Regions from separate parts of the Homo sapiens genome. Here region 1 is linked to region 2. A link is a loop called in an ENCODE intact Hi-C map of the cell type or tissue named here. Cell type or tissue: PC-9. All regions are shown on one strand.

Region 1 (2,500 bases), 130 kb before region 2:
CCACAACAGTGTCTTGAATGTGATAGGTGCTCAATGGTTTGTTGAGTGAGTGACTAGATTGAATACTGGAGACTGAATTTTATGTAGCTAAGAAGAAAAGTATTTTAAGTATCTGCGATATTATCACCTTCATCAATAATTTATTAACACTGTTAAAAGGATACATGTTTATAAGCACAGCATATATAAAATCTTGATGTTTGCCAATATTTACTGTTGTTTAAAAGATTAACTTATGTAATTAGTTGTGGAATATGTGTATGAATTTAAATGACACCCAGAAAAATTATAAATGTCAATATATGTGTAAACACTTAGCTGAGAAACACCAAAAATATAGTGTAGTATTAAATAATTGAAGAAACAGCAATATTCAAAGTGGAAAGTCCATTTATGAATGTATTCATGTTAGAATCTAAAGTTATGTATTTTTATAATGTCTATATACAAAGTTCATAAAATGGTTTATTTGAGAAAGTTTCCATCTTGCTGATATTGACCAATAAAATTCATTTCCTAGAAAACAATATGGAATGTTATGATTTATATAAGAATAGAGAAAGATTTTGGAATTGCATATGCTTCCACCTTCATTTTGGATTTGATTTTTGAATGGAGATTAAAAATACTGAAATTCAACTTATAAGTTTGTTTTACCCTTGAAAAATTTATCATATGATGTTTTTTGCATTTTACTTTCCATAATAAATGTAGTATAGAATAAAAATAATTTATCAACAATAGCCAATACTAGTATTAGTGCATTAGCAATATGGGTCCATTGATTCAATCAGCCTGTATTCTTTCCTGTTCACCTGTCTCTCGTCTTCCTCCCTGTGTGTTATGTGTCAAGTCCAGCCTAGTTTTTCTCCTTGTTTTCCAGCTGTTCTCAAGTTAACTCTCCATCTCCTGAAGTGATTTATTATGCTATTATAAAGAAATTTTAATTACTTCCTGTTTATAAAAGGAGCGTATACTTTCAACATTTTGAGAGAACAAGTAATGGTGAAATATGCTGGTTTGTGAGTCATCAGACCCAGGGTGGAATCCTGTTGCTTCCACCTGGTGGCTGTGACTTGGGAGAAATGCCCTTAACCTCACTAACCTTCCAGTTTCCTCCTGTAATGACTTGAATGGGGGTGGTTGTGAGGAGGGGTTCTCAGCAGAGAGTTTGGCACACAGAAAATGATATATGTATGCAAATGGCACTATCAGCCAATGAAAATATGTCCTCTGTTTAGCATACTTTGTGAAGAGTATCATTTATCTAAAATTTGGATTTATTTTTCTAAAACATATAAACTTTTTCCATGTGTATGTTTTCCCACTTAACTTCATGGTTTCAGATAGCACCTAACTAAGACCTCTTTTGGTGAATTGCCACATTATTGCTGAAGTGCTTAATCTGCTGCCACTGCAAAATAAATACAAAATTCCTGTGTTAATTCCTTTGGTGAAAGTAACAAAGCCCTGCTTCATTAAGCCTGATATGGGCCCTATTCACTATTTAACTGGCCTAGAAGCCCAACCTGTGGGCTTCTGCCCTGGGACTATGGGAGGACTTAGGTACAGGGCAAGTATATTGACTGAGATCCTCAACTAGAGGCACCAGCCTCTTGGGCTGTTCAAGTTTGCCACTGGTTTGTTCAGTCACAGTGTTTAAGCTGAATTGACACACTGGTTACTTGACTTTGATTGAGTCCACATAAGTTCGTGGGAACAGTCAGATGGGTATTATCATTGTTGGTGAGTTGATATCATCTGTGCCAAGCATTGTTGGTTTTTCATTCAACCAGCACCCATTATCTTTAGACAGGCATCTTTAGGTCAGGTCTACCCAGTTTCCAAACCCTGGTGGGAAGGGAGAGGCTGTGTGATGTTAGAGGGAAGAGGGGTGAGGCCGTGAGTCAAGAGAAAGAAACTGTGATTTCATAACTAATTTCTGTCTCACCCCATAACATTAAACATCACTCTCTGGTTGCCTCAGTTTTCTCTTCAGTAAAATGGAGGTGATAATACCTGCCCTGCTTACTCTACAGAACTCTTGTAGGGATAAGATTTTTTTTTTTAAGCAGCAAACTAAAATTAATATAAACCAGCACATGTGAAAGTGCTTTGAAACCTAAAGGGGGCTTTTGAAAGGAGAGGTGGTATCTGTTAAATTCCTTGCAAACCAAATGGCACAGAGTTTTAGAATTGGAAAGCAACTGGGTCCAACCTCTCAGCCTGCAGAAGCCTGTCTCCCATTCACAGGATTACTCATAAGGAATTCACCAGGCCCTGGTGAATACCATTCCCATGGCAGGCCATGGGCTCATAAGGTGGTGGTTCATGTTCCATGGCTCTTACAGGTAGCTCATTTGTCATTATATTGAACTGAAATGTCTTTCCATTTGTCTTGGTTTTTGTTCCAGAGCTATACAGAATTTACCTGAACCCCATCCAAAGATAGATATTTGTTTAGATGTTTGTTAGGTGATATTGTTCATTTTAAGGGAAA
Region 2 (2,500 bases):
GCTGTAAGATCATTAGAGAGCTGCCAATTAGGATGACCCTCAGCTCATAGCTGTCCCTTTTTCTTTTGGTGTGATCCCATTATTTAGGGTGTGTTTCTAGTGATGGGGAAATCAGGCCATAACTGATTGACCTAGGTGGGGCTAACAGATTTTCTTTCCAGGAAGGTCAAACATTACTCTTTTTCCATTAAGCCTGGAGGTTGTAACAAAGTTATTCTGTAAACAGTAGGTCTTCTGAAGAAAGGTTTAGGATTTCCTGCTACTGAGGGTACTGGAGCAACTTTCTCACTGACCCTCCTAAAGCTCACTTGTTAGCTCTTTTCTTTTCCTCAGTTTATTCAAGTATCCCTCTAACACTTCCTCTTTTTGCTAAGTTAGCCAGAATTAGTTTCTTTTGCTTGCAATCCAAATAAACCCAACCAAAGCATGTGTTTAGTCACATCATTCCTCCATTGTTAGAATTATTTCCCTGGGATTTTCTCGACATTGCCTTCTGTTGTTTGTACCAACACTGTCAGAGATGGGTATGAGGGAGCCCAGGCCATTGCTGACAGCTCTGACTTAGCCAGAGTTGCTCCTGTTACTAACTTGGCCTCAGCCTTACCTACTTGTGACTTTCATCCTTAAGTCCTAGTTCAAATCTTAGGGTGCCCCTGGAGCAAGCCTCATCTATGTTACTCTAGCAGATAATTGAAGGGATAACTACCATGTTCCCAAGTCTTCTCTGTTGCTGATTACTCCCACATTCATATTCCACCAATATATATATACATATTGTGCTAAAATCCAACAAAATGAACAAACGAAAGAGAGGCAGAGTATGTCATATTTTACACTAGGCCCTTCTTGCCACCTTTAGAAATAATTTTCCTAAAGATTGGCATTGACCAACTCAGCTTTTCTTTCCTTCTGTGGTCACTGAAGACCCCTAGAAGGACCTGGAGCTCGAGCTCTTGTCTGATGGGGCCTATTTGTGAAATAAAGAGATTATTCTCCACTTATATCCTAAAGATACCATATTGGAAACAGACATTGGCAAAGGGACGGTCACTCAGTACAAACAATTTGGGTTCAACATGGCATTTATAAGGCAGCCAGCTTGGAAGTGCCAAACACTTTTCACAAGGAAAGCCCTTACCTATGCAGAACAGAAGAGGATGTTCCTCACACATACCCTGATAGTAACATGCAGCAATCACGTGAATGTTTTCCAGACCGTGGAAGTCATGGACCAATCATAGGAAAAAATATTTTTTGCCAACAACATATGCTTGCTAACCTAATTAAGCTATTAAATAAGACTATTCAAGTGTTAACTATTATCATCATCATTTGAGAAAGGGTCATTTTAATTCCAAACATTAGAAAGGACATTACTGAATGTCACAATAAAAAGCTGCTGTTCCCCAGAAAACAACTTACACATAATGTTCCTACATCCTCATGTGTGCATGCGGGCATGCGTGAAAACGTCAGCACTGGCCAAACCAGTCTTTCCGTTGGCACTTAAGGCATTCTTTATTTGACCACATTTCTTCCTTGGTGGTGGTATTCTAGCATCCTTGAAAGTTATGCAACTAGGAACAGGCATAAGTAAGCAAAAGAGAATTTTAATCGACTGAATCATCTCAACTCTCAATCAGACACTTACCCCATCTGGAAGCCACTCTTTTCCTTCCAGAGCCCTTCCATTCCTACCCTCCCTTCATACTCAGCTGTCACCCTTATCCTCTGTGAAGCCTGCCCCCATCATCCCGGACCAAAGGGACATTTCTTCCTTCCTGCAACCAAGAATTGAAAGGGCCAAGTTTAGTCTTTAACATCACAGACTTGGATACAAATTCCAGTTCTCCTTTTAAAAGCAATGGGACCTTGGACAACCTTAAATATTACAGTCTCAGTTTACTCAACTTTACAAGGGGTGTAATAAAACTTTCTCTTGGAAGGCTATTTTGAGCAGACTAAATGAAACAACGTACTTTACTTATGCCTTGCTTATACATATAGTAATCAAAATAATAATTATTAACAATTTCTTATCCTGTATCTTAACAATGAAGATGTTAATAAACTATTATTTATCTTTTATTTTATTATTTAAGTCTTTATATAATTTAAGTCTTTTTCTTTACCAGATCAGTTTGCAAGCCTTACCCATTGCTGATCCTTCATAACACGTAGCATCGTATTCTGTCCATAGTAAATTCTCTTTGAAAATGGTAGAAATTAAGACACTGGTTAACAACATTAGACTGCTCTTTTAAGCCACCACCTATAGGTATGCAGTCATCCTTAAAGATATCTTTTCATTATGCCCCTCTTCAATGGGATCTTGAATCCCTTTGTGTCCGGAGTTGGCTCCTGCTGGTGGGTTCGTGGTCTCACCGACTTCAAGAATGAAGTCGTAGACCTTCGCAGTGAGTGTTACAACTCTTAAAGATGGCACTGATCCAAAGAGTGGGCAGTAGCAAGGTTTATTGTGAAGAGTGAAGGGACAAAG

The links. Hi-C counts contacts between places; a loop is a spot of excess contacts. Peaks named below come from ENCODE experiments on the same cell type or tissue, not always from the same donor. Only the 100,000 strongest peaks of a DNase experiment are listed, where the experiment ranks them.
Region 1: a loop joins it to region 2, with 3 times the contacts of the local background. A loop is called at or near these places in 7 of 110 quality-filtered maps.

What each region holds. Positions count from the first base shown.
Region 1 is chr3:55,884,462-55,886,961 of GRCh38, reverse strand. All of the region lies in intron 14 of ERC2 (ELKS/RAB6-interacting/CAST family member 2), which reads left to right. Among named protein-coding and RNA genes, the nearest start is that of MIR3938, 33 kb to the right of the region's middle. In PC-9, no CTCF peak of the experiment used is centred here; DNase peaks (open chromatin) are centred at 991 and 1,831; H3K27ac peaks cover 2,162 bases.
Region 2 is chr3:55,749,782-55,752,281 of GRCh38, reverse strand. The region is part of intron 14 of ERC2 (ELKS/RAB6-interacting/CAST family member 2); the gene reads left to right. Among named protein-coding and RNA genes, the nearest start is that of ERC2-IT1, 92 kb to the right of the region's middle. In PC-9, no CTCF peak of the experiment used is centred here; a DNase peak (open chromatin) is centred at 1,541; H3K4me3 peaks cover 299 bases; H3K27ac peaks cover 1,053 bases.